2 separate regions of the Homo sapiens genome follow, and region 2 is linked to region 1. Evidence: chromatin contacts called from ENCODE Hi-C or POLR2A ChIA-PET data. All regions are on one chromosome and are shown on one strand. The core of a region is the stretch at or near the end of the contact, and the rest is flanking DNA. Distances in the headings are between cores, read along the strand shown. Region 1 overlaps GLI2 (GLI family zinc finger 2). Region 2 overlaps NIFK-AS1 (NIFK antisense RNA 1).

Region 1 (5,507 bases), core at 940-3,439:
GAACATTCCCCACTGAGTTAAGCAACTCTGAACTCTTGCTACTTTGTTTGGGCAGCACAGGCCAAGTGTACATTTCAGAGGTGCAGTCCTTGGAAGGAGGGGATGGAGGGATGGGGCTCCTGACATGTCCAGCGTACTTTTTGACGGGCACCAGACATACCATCAGTGCTGGCTGCAGTGACAGAGGCTTGAGGGCAGCAGCAATTTCTGACCTTTTTAAGCAGTGCCTCAGGGGCAGGGCACTGCTCACATTTTCCCTCAGCAACACCTTGACTCGGGCTGGCAGGAGTGGCCTCAAGTGACAGCACTTGGGATACAATAAATCCAGCAACAATGAGTTTGGCTGAATAAATGAATGCATCTGGCAGTGGCGTCAGCTTCCACCGAGTGGACAGTCTGAACATGTGCAGTCTAAGAGGACTCCCCACCTCAAAGGCCAATCCACCCCACCAATGCCTGAAACTTTACTGTTAGTGATTAATTCCTTTGGGTTGATTACTGTTCTGTTTCCATGTCTGCAGACAGAAACAACACACTGCAGCCCTGAGAACCATGGCGAGACTCTCTTTCCTCTCTGAGGACAATCACGGCATAGGGAAGAGCTCTGGCTTGGTGAGATCTCACAAGCTGGGCAATCTTGGGAAGTTCTTAAATTCTGGGAACGCCCAGTTCTCGCCTCTATGAATTGAGGAGAAAATCCCCCACCTTACAGGGTGTTGGGAGGACTGAATAGGACACCACTGGCCCAGCACCCTGCAGGGTGTCTGCAGTGAAACTTGGCTTTCCTTCTAATGTTAGCAGGGCAGTGATGAGAGCAGGGGTCTCTCCGCCACTCGGTATGTCCCAGGTGTGCTTCTACATGCTTTACAGACACCCATCTAGTCCTCACAACAGTTTCACATGGGGAGCCACTATGTCCCCATTTTAGAGATGGGGCCACTGAGGCTTGTGGGGCTAAGCAAGCCCAAGGATGTGAAGAGTATAAGCAGCATAGGCAAGATGTGAGCCCCGGCCTCAACCCTGTTCTGTCTACATACTGGGGGTGTGGAGGGGAAATGTCCGACAGTGGGGACCCCGAGGGACAGGAGAGGAACCGAATAGTTCATCCCGATCCTGCCGCAGCCCCTCCCCCACTGCACGCCCACCTCGGCCTGCACATCAAGATTTGCTCCACTCCCTGGCCCCTCCTGCTCTCGGCTGACCACCACGGCTCTCTCCAAAACCCAGAGCCAGCAGCTCCTCTTGTGCGAGGGCTTTGGCGTTCAGTAAAGATCAAAGACCAGCCCGTCTTATCACACACGCTCCTCGTTAAACTTTTACAGGCCAGATTCCATTATAAATGAGCTGTCTGTCCCACGCAGCCCAGCGAGTGCATTCTTGGCTTTGGAATCTGAAGCTCTCAGAGCTGGGGAAGATTTTAGCAAGGGGTGGGGGGTCAAAATGCCCAGTAAGTAATCTATGCTGCTTACTAGGAGTGTGTCACTGGAAAGGCAGTCAGCCTCCCCATGCCTCGGTTTCCCCAATTATCAAGTGGGAGTGATTATTGGGGAGTGATAATCCCACCTTGCAGGGAGGGTGACATGACATAAGCCGGCGGCTGGGCACAGACTCCTGCTACTGCTCCTCTGCTGGTCTGACCCAAGTATCCCACAGCCCAGAGATGGGGAGGGGCCTGCCTGATGGGGTCTCAGGGCCGTTTACATCACAGTGAGCCAAGGCTCCACATCTAGTCGGTCTACCCTCAGACAGCCGTGGAAGGATGTGCTGCCCGACACATCGCCTGGACCCAGGGTTTCTGGGCTCCCTGTCTACCTGCTGTCCAGTTGCTCTGAAGAAGTGGTCAGCAACAGCCGGTTTTAAGGAAGAGCTCCCTGGAGATGGAGAGGCAGTGTGGACCCACGTGGAAAGGAAGGACAAGTTGCCTGGTGGGTGACGCTGGGCCCACCCAGCATCTCATCCCAGGGGGCAGGTGGACATGCCTTTCGGAAGTCTCCTCCTTCCTCTAGGCTCTGAAAAGAAACGAGCATGTTTGCAGAGGGAGGAGAAGGTTCTTCCCAAAAAACAAACAAAGCCAATCCTCTATGAATCGTGAACCTCGGGTGCTGTGCCAAGAATCAAGAAGAAAATATCTTTCTGCTCAACCCACCCGTCTCAGTGAATGACTGAGGACAGAGTCATAAAGGCCCGGGATGACACTGGTGAGTCACAGGCTGAGCAGGCTGCTGTGTTCATTAATCTCATGGTGAACGGTGCAGTCTTTATGGGACACTGACCTTGGAAAAAGCAATCTTCAAATCCCCCCAGACTGGAAAGTTCATGAGTTCGGCCCAGTGGCAGCAAAGAAACTACTCTCTTAAGTGAAGGCACACCGACACCCGGCTAAACATCCCCATTAACATGCAGTCTCGGGGACCAAGTGGGGCTTCAGACACTCTTAATGCTGTCTCCGGAGGCCCTGGGTAATATGCATTTTGCGTGACCAAGCATGCAGATGAAAGGGAGGTGAGGCCCCCATGCCCACCAGCTGGCGTTCACTCTATTGCCCTAACATACCTGGGCCTGGGTTGATAGCTACAACCCTGAGCCATCTGTGCCAGCAAGAGCCCCCTCGTCACTCCTCCAGGAAGGGTGGCCTTGGGCCGTGACTGCCAATGCAATGCAAACCAACTACAGCTCAGGATCAAGAGATCTGCAGGAAGCCATCAGCAGTGGTCAGGTCGGGGGTGGAGTCGTGGATGTCAGAGGTCAGATGGTGCCAGGCAGGAGGAGAAAGGAAGGCTGAGATACTGCAGCTGTTCCCACCCCATACACTCACTGCCTTTTGCAAGCTGAGAATATGAATAGGTTTAGGTCATATGAATAGGTTTAGGAGGGACTTGTCTGTGAATGGGTTATCACGAGGAACCAGGGGATTTTTAACAACCCGTGTTTTGGCGGCGAGGCGCTGTCAGTGATGAGTCCAGAAAGCCAACAAGCAGCTCTGGGGCTGCTTTCCCGGACGTCAAGCAAGCAGCGGCGCCTGCAGTGGTCCCCAAACTCTGGCCTATGGGCGCCTGTAAATAAGCAGATTTCCGGGCTTCACCCTAGTCTGAAAATCAACAAGAACTCCTGGGGCCAGGGCCTGAGAATGGGCATCTTTAAGACCCACCCTGTGTGTTCAGATCTGCAGCCAGGTTTGGGAACCTCTGCATGGGGCAGTTTCTGTACGCCCTTCTGGGCAGGAAGCAGCTGAAATTGGTCTTCTCTGAAGCCCCAGGGCAGGGCAGGGCAGGGCAGGGCAGGGCAGGGCAGGGCAGGGCAGGGCTGGAAAGGTCCTCAAAAGCAACATAGGGAGCTGAAGGTCCACCCCAGCCCCCCGAACCAGGAGCATGGACTTCTACATTCCTCTCCAGGACACAAGTTAACGCTGGCCCAGGGCAGGCCGGACTCATGCTTGTGTGACCACATACACTGAGGAAATGGGGAGCACCAACTTAGGGACCCTTCCTCGCCACACCTCAGCCTTGCTCCCCATGACACCCTGGCAAGCCTATTTCTGGGAGGCAGGGGGCCCAGAGGGCATCCAAAGAGCTTCTCTTTCCTGTTAGCGTCACAAGGTTGGAGAGACTGCTGGGGGTGTGTGGCCCTATTCACAGCCGGCCTTCTCTTCTCGCCCTTGTACAGACTCTTGGAGACTTAGGGATGTCCCCATGGGGGCTTCAAGAGAACCTTGCTTGACCAGCAATCACACACCCCTGCCCCATTTGTCTCCCCATCACTTGTGGTTTGCACAGCCCAAAGACACTGCAGCAGGAGTCCACGGGTGGGTGGTGACTTTCCTCCCCTGGAACCACGTGAGCATCAGTAAGCCATGCAAGCCTGCTGTGCATTTGAACCTTAAGTGACCGGGAAGGGTGCTCTGCAGAGGAGTGGGCTTGGGTGTCTATGAGGAGGCCATCGAGCTGGGCTGGGCTGCAAGGCTGTCCTCACACCAACCTCCATGCCCTGCCTTCCCCACGTGCAGCTGCCTGTTTACAGCCGGGTGGTCAGCCCTGGTCCTGCTCCCCTCTCCCCAGGGCCACTGTGGCAGCTCTGGCAGGTCCTCTCACCACAGTTCCCGCCCTTCTCCTGTCTACTCCCTAACTACTGCTGTAGCTGCCTGAAAATAAATCTGACCACTCCCCGCTGCTCCTGGTTGCCAAAAGGAGGAAGTCCAAATTCCTCAACTGGGGGAAAGAAAGACCCCCACCACACCGCACCACAGCACTCCTTCAGCCCCATCCCCCACCTTCTGTGCCACAGTCCCCAGACAGTCAACTCTCCCAAGGACATGCTGTGGCCGGCCTCTGCCACCCAGTCTCCCAGCCTGCCGTGGCCCCCTTCTCAAATCAGCAAGTGAGGATAACAACAATGATCACGATTGTTGCTCATATCCATTGAATGTTTCCAAAGTGTTCTAGACGCTTTACTCACATTACCCTGTCTCCTTCTCAAAATAACTCAGTTGGCTGGGTTATGTGGGTTGTCTCAGCAGATCTGGCCCTTCTATAGATGAGAAAGCTGAGGTGAGTTAATTCATGTTAATCACAGCTAGGGAGGGTTCGGCAATGGGTCCCAGTGCGGGTAGCCTGGCAGGCTGAGAACTGACAATGGCAGGCTCTTGGGTGATGACCAAGGTACTCCGGAGGGGCAGAGGGCAGGGCAGAATGAGAGAGTGCAGGGAACACCTCTCTGGAGCCTGCACACACTGGGTGCGCCCTCCCTGGAGCTATCAGGATCCTGAGAGGGAACGGGGAGGGGGTCTGGGTGCTTGAGCAGTGGAAAGCAGGAGGTGCAAGGGCTGAGGGGCGGGCACACCCACGAAATGGTCACCAGCTCAGGGCAGCAGGCTCAGGCTCAGGCTCAGCTGACACAGAAATGAGATGACACCGTACCTCATTTGCTGTGCAAACATCTGTGTAATTAGACACATTTGGTGCTGGCAGGGAGAAGCGAGCTACAACATGGGCTTGATGGATCGGGATTCTCCACCGGGCTCCAACCACATTCATCATGGAAGCCAGAGCCACGGGGCCATTTTCCTCACAAGCTTTGCCCTGGTTCTCACCTGGGACACTGGGGGCGGAAGAGGTGAGGGCATGGGCTTTCCAGAGCCCAGGGCCAGCCCCGAGGCTCTTGCTGTGTCCCCCACTCAGTCTGGCGGGAACCAACTGTCTTGAGGATAGTGTGGAGCCGCTGGAAGCCCACCCCAGCAGGACCGCGTAGGGACGGGGGGCTCTGGGAGCACCATGCTGCTGCCCATCACTGGGGCTTAACCAGACTAGCCCCTCCTTGGCTGGGGAGGAGATCTGCACCCCAGAGCCTGGTCTCCTTGCCCTCACGGAAGTAACTACCTTGCAGGGATGTCACACAGAAGTCACTGTGCCTCTCTGAGCCTCAATGTCTGCATCTGCAAGATGAAGCTTAACCCCCATCTCACAGAGCAATCAGGAAGATTCACCAGTACAATATACCAGGGCCCAGGGCCG
Region 2 (5,507 bases), core at 992-3,491, 790 kb before region 1:
TCACTGTGACTGGAAATTGTAGCCCTGGCTGATTGTGGTATGAGACTGCTAATATGAATTCTAAAATCTCACTTTAATGCAGCAAAGCCTATTTCTTGAAGTGGTTGGGGAGAAAGTACAGCACATGAAAATGATAGAGAATTCACATTTCAGTGTATGTAAATAAAGACTTACTGGAGTGCAGCCACACTTATGTGTATATGCTGTCTGCGGCTACTTTTCTGCTATAGGAACTCAGTTGTAACAGACCATATGTGGTCCTCTGCTTAGCGCTGCTGCTGGATGCACTACAGATTGTGCATTTCATCGTTGGAGTAGTCCCAACTCATAAGAAAGCATCAGAAGAGTTAGATGTTTAAAATGGAGTATCAGCTGGGTGCGGTGGCCCACACCTGTTAATCCCAGTACTTTGGGAGGCCAAGGCAGGCATATCACCTGAGGTCAGGAGTTCGAGACTAGCCTAGCCAACATGGTGAAACCTCATCTCTACTAAAAATACAAGAAACTGGGCTGGGCACAGTGACTCACGCCTGTAATCCTAGCACTTTGGGAGGCTGAGGCAGGCAGATCACGAGGTCAAGAGATCAAGACTATCCTGGCTAACATGGTGAAATCCCCGTCTCTACTAAAAATACAAAAAATTAGCCGGGTGTGGTGGCGGGCGCCTGTAGTCCCAGCTACTCAGGAGGCTGAGGCAGGAGAATTGTTTGAACCCCGGAGGCAGACGTTGCAGTGATCCGAGATCGTGCCACTGCACTCAAGCTTGGGAAACAGAGTGAGACTCCATCTCAAAAAAAATAAACACCAAAAATACAAAAAATTAGCCAGGCTTGGTGGCCGGCACCTGTAATTGCAGCTACTCAGGAGGCTGAGGCAGGAGAATCGCTTGAACCCGGGAGGTGGAGGTTGCAGTGAGCCGAGATCACCACTGCACTGCAGCCTGGGCACCAAGAACAAACTCCATCTCAAAAAAAGAAAAATACAAAAAATTAGCCGGGCGTGGTGGCAGGCGCCTGTAATCCCAGCTACTCGGGAGGCTGAGGCAGAAGAATCACTTGAACCTGGGAGGCAGAGATTGCAGTGAGCTGAGACCGTGCCATTGCACTCCAGCCTGGGCAACGAGCGAAACTCCATCTCAAAAAAATTAAAATAAAATGGAGTGTCAGCACCCAATTTCTTGACAGGAAAATGAGGCTGTAACTAAAGTAAGTTTCCAAGTGGCTTGTTAGCCAAGCAAGGAAAGCCATTTAGCAATGATGAGATAATTGTGTTTGATTCCAACAGCAGAAGAAATGTGGCCAGAGAAAATAAACTTGTTGATGTTGTTGTTGTTGTTGTTGTTAGAGACAGGATCTCACTCTGTGGCCCAGGCTGGAGTGCAGTGGCATGATCATGACTCGCTATAGCCTCTGCCTGCCAGGCTCAAGTGAACCTCCCCGCTCAGTTTCCCAAGTAGCTGGGACCACAGGCACACGCCATGATGCCCAATTAACTATTTTTGGTAGAGACGTCTCACTTTATTGCCTGGGCTGGTCTTGAACTCCTGATCTTAAGCCGTCTTCCCTCCTCATCCCAAAGTGTTGGGATTACAGGCATGAGCCACCAAAATAAACTTAGAACTGTTGGCCTTTTGGTGAAAACAGTTGCTTGAGGAAGCAACATCAATAGTTTAAAAACAAGACAAATGATTTTGAACGTTTTCCTTGGCTCCTGAGGGGCTAACAGGTGTTACCAATACTGCTTAGTTGATCATTCGAAGAGTCATTGCCGAGTTGGAAGTGTTAGGGCGATCAGTTTATTTCAGTTTGCCCAGAACCTTTCTGGCTTGAACACTGAAAGTCTCACTTTCTGGGAACCTCCTCAGTTCCAGGAAAATTGGACCTTAGAAGTCACCCTGGAAGTGACTGAACAATTAGCCTCTGAATAGTCTGTGGAGCAGCTGTAAGCAAAAATGTTTTCAAAGTTGAAAGATTTATTATAACCTGAAGTGGGATTTGCCAAGTTGGGCCACAACTGATAGCGGCAAAAATACGTAGATAGTAGAAAAGGGCTTAGTCGAACAAATTTCCCATTTGTGAAAATACAGGGTATTTGAAGGCTAGTCATTGCATGAATTACCAGCAGGTGCTTTTCAGAAAATACATGAACCTATCGTGTCATTGAAGCAGTAGTCACCAGTGCACTTCATTTGTTCCCATGGACTTGGCCATCATCAGCAGTTCCGTGGATTGACAGAAATAGAAACAGAACATCCTGACTCACCCTGCCTACCACACAGCAGTTTGAAGGCTTAGCAGTGATAAAGATTTACCTAGACTTTCTGAGTTCAGGGCCAAGATTTAAAATTTGTGAGTGAGAACATTCTGTTAACTATTATCATCAAATACTGAACAGGTTCAGAAAGTAGATTTTGCTGCAAACTTGCTGTTTCTTCATGAATTTAAGTCAATGAGTTCAATTTAGAATTAAAAGGCAAAGCCACTTACATTCAAAACTTACAAGGCTGAAAAGTCATTTTGATGACAACATTTGAATCACGAGTAATATCAAGCTATTTTATATACTTCCTGTGCTGTGGAGAGTTAAAAGCCGTGAGATCTGCATTCCCACACAATATTTATAGCAGATGTATTTTCCAACCTCAAACTGTGCTTCCAATAGTGTTTTCAAACTTCAGTAAAAGTGCAAAGGAAATTTCCATATTTCGAAATCTACGTTAACTGAGGGACTATAAAGCTTCCACCCATCTTTCAACAGAAGATGACTAACGGCAGTGTAATAACATGCTAACACATACCACGACAGAAAGGTAATAGAATTCTACAAATGATTTTCAAGTGAGGAATATACTCAATTGAAATCATACTTGGCCAGGGGCGGTGGCTCACGCCTGTAATCCCAGCACTTTGGAAGGCCGAGGGGTGGATCACCTGAGGTCAGGCATTCAAGACCAGCCTGGCCAACATGGTGAACCTTGTCTCTACTAAAAATACAAAAATTAGCTGGGCATGGTGGCAGGCGCCTGTAATCCCAGCTACTAGGGAGGCTGAGGCAGGAGAATCACTTGAACCTGGGAGGCGGAGGTTGCAGTGAGCCGAGATAGAGCCATTACATTACAGCCTGGGTGACAGAGCGAGACTCCGTCTCCATATATATATATATATATATATATATATATATATATATATGGTGAACATCGCAAGCAATGTTGATTGGAAACACTAGCTTCACACCTTCTACAAAAATGAACTCAAAATGTATCACAGACCTAAATGTAAAACATAAAACTAAAAAACTTTTTAGAAGAAAACAGAAAAATCTTCATGACCTGTGTTTAGGCAAAGAGTTAAACATGAAACCAAAAGCATGATCTATAAAAAGGAAAAGTTGATAAATTGGACTTAATCAAAATTTAAAACTTGCTTGGTGAGGAGTCTTTCTGAACCTATTCTGGTTCAGGGCTGCCCAGTTAAAAACAAAAAAAACGCCAGGCGCCCAGTGGCTCACACCTGTAATCCCAGCATTTTGGGAGGCCGAGGTAGGCGGATCACCTGAGGTCGGGAGTTCAAGACCAGCCTGATCAACATGGAGAAACCCTGTCTCTACTAAAAATATAAAATTAGCCAGGTGTGGTGGTACATGCCTGTAATCCCAGCTACTCAGGAGGCTAGGGCAGGAGAATCGCTTGAACCCAGGAGGTGGAGGTTGTGGTGAGCCAAGATCGCACCACTGCACTCCGGCCTAGGCAACAAGAGCGAAACACTGTCTCAAAAAAAACAAACAAACAAAAACAAAAATGTGGCCGGGCATGGTAGCTCACTCCTATAATCCCAGCACTTTGGGAGGCCAACAACACAGGTGGAACACCTGAGGTCAGGAGTTCAAGACCAGCCTGGCCAACATGATGGAACCCCACCTCTACTAAAAATACAAAAATTAGCTGGATGTGGTTGTGCACGCCTGTAATCCCAGCTACTCAGGAGGCTGAGGCAGGAGAATTGCTTGAACCCAGAAGGCAGAGGTTGCTGTGAGCTGAGATCTTGCCACTGCACTTCAGCCTGGGTGACAGAGCAAGACTCTATCTCAGGGCAAAAAAAAAATTCTTGGTGAAAGACACTTAAGAGAATGAAAAGATAAACTAGATTGAGTGAAAATATGTGCAAAAGACTTTTTATCCAAAATAGACCTCTCAGGTGAGCACAGTGGCTCACACCTGTAATCCCAGCACTTTGGGAGGCAGAGGTGGGCAGATCACCTGAGGTCGGGAGTTCGAGACCAGTCTGACCAACATGGAGAAACCACATCTCTACTAAAAGTACAAAGATTAGCTGGCTGTGGTGGTGGGCACCTGTAATCCCAGCTACTCAGGAGGCTGAGGCAGGAGAATCGCTGGAACCCGGGAGGCAGAGGTTGCAGTGAGCCAAGATCATGCCACCACACTCCAGCCTGGGCAACTGGAGTGAAATTCTGTGTCAAAAAAAAAAAAAAAAATCAGCCAGGCGTGGTGGCACATGCCTGTAATCCCAGCTACTCAGGAGGCTGAGGCAGGAGAATCACTTGAACCTGGGAAGCCAAGGTTGCAGTAAGCTGAGATCATGCCACTGTACTCCAGCCTGGGTGACAGAGCAAGACTGACCCAAAAAAAAGAAAAATCTCTTAAAACAATCAGCCTGAATTGTCATAGAGAAACCTAATTTCTGCCTTTTGACCATAAAATAGGAAGTAATAATGACTTTTCAACGCTTGTACTCCATTTAAGGACTCAGGCGGCCGGGCACAGGGGCTCATACCTGTAATCCCAGCACTTTGGGAGGCTGAGGCAGGCGGATCATGAGGTCAGGAGTTCAAGACCAGCCTGGCCAGCATGGGGGAAACCCCTTGTCTGCTAAAAATACAAAAAAATTAGCCACGCGTGGTGGTGGGTGCCTGTAATCCCATCTACTTGGGAGGCTGAGGCAGGAGAATTGCTTGAACCTGGGAGGCAGAGGTTGCAGTGAGCCAAGATCGCGCCACTGCACTCCAGCCTGGGTGACAGGGCGAAACTCCATCTCAAAAAATAAAAATAAAAAAAGGACTCAGGCATAACATGAAGTATGCAATAATAATTAATGTTTATTACATGTTTGCATATGTAATGTTGCAGATGAGTAAACTGAAGCCCAGGGAGCTTAGGTAGCTTGCCCACAGATTGTCTATGGTGACCCAGTTGAACTGACTCAAGTTCTTAAAGTTTACTTTCAGTGAGATTAGCATAAATGCTAGATTATTCGTGGCCATGGAAAGGAAAAGGGCTGGGGTCAATGCTTCACGCCTGTCATCCCAGCACTTTGGGAGGCTGAGATGAGATGGAAGGATTGCGTGAGCCCAGGAGTTTGAGACACCAGTGAGCACTGGAGGGGACCACTGCACTCCAATCTGGGTAAGAGAGCAAGACCCCCCTCTCTAAAAATAAACAAACAAAAAACAGGGAGAAGTAAAAGACAAGACCTAGTGACTTTCCTTTGTTG

The links. A loop is a pair of places that touch in the nucleus more often than their neighbours do. ChIA-PET counts read pairs that join two places held with the same protein, here RNA polymerase II (POLR2A).
Region 2: a loop to region 1 is called in a map of gastrocnemius medialis, with 3 times the contacts of the local background. The contact joins two enhancer-like sites. A Hi-C loop is called at or near these places in 1 of 168 maps with a recorded cell type or tissue (gastrocnemius medialis). POLR2A ChIA-PET finds 5 or more read pairs at or near these places in 1 of 52 experiments (WTC11).

The regions. Positions count from the first base shown.
Region 1 is chr2:120,931,638-120,937,144 of GRCh38, reverse strand. All of the region lies in intron 3 of GLI2 (GLI family zinc finger 2), which reads right to left. Among named protein-coding and RNA genes, the nearest start is that of GLI2, 200 kb to the right of the region's middle. RefSeq lists an enhancer at 1,489-2,688. Within about 2 kb of position 2,189, at least 13 of the 41 ENCODE cell types and tissues checked have a DNase peak (open chromatin) inside an H3K27ac peak, as active enhancers do; they include gastrocnemius medialis, where a contact is called at or near this core.
Region 2 is chr2:121,719,390-121,724,896 of GRCh38, reverse strand. All of the region lies in intron 3 of NIFK-AS1 (NIFK antisense RNA 1), which reads right to left. Among named protein-coding and RNA genes, the nearest start is that of NIFK, 15 kb to the left of the region's middle. Within about 2 kb of position 2,241, at least 8 of the 41 ENCODE cell types and tissues checked have a DNase peak (open chromatin) inside an H3K27ac peak, as active enhancers do; they include gastrocnemius medialis, where a contact is called at or near this core.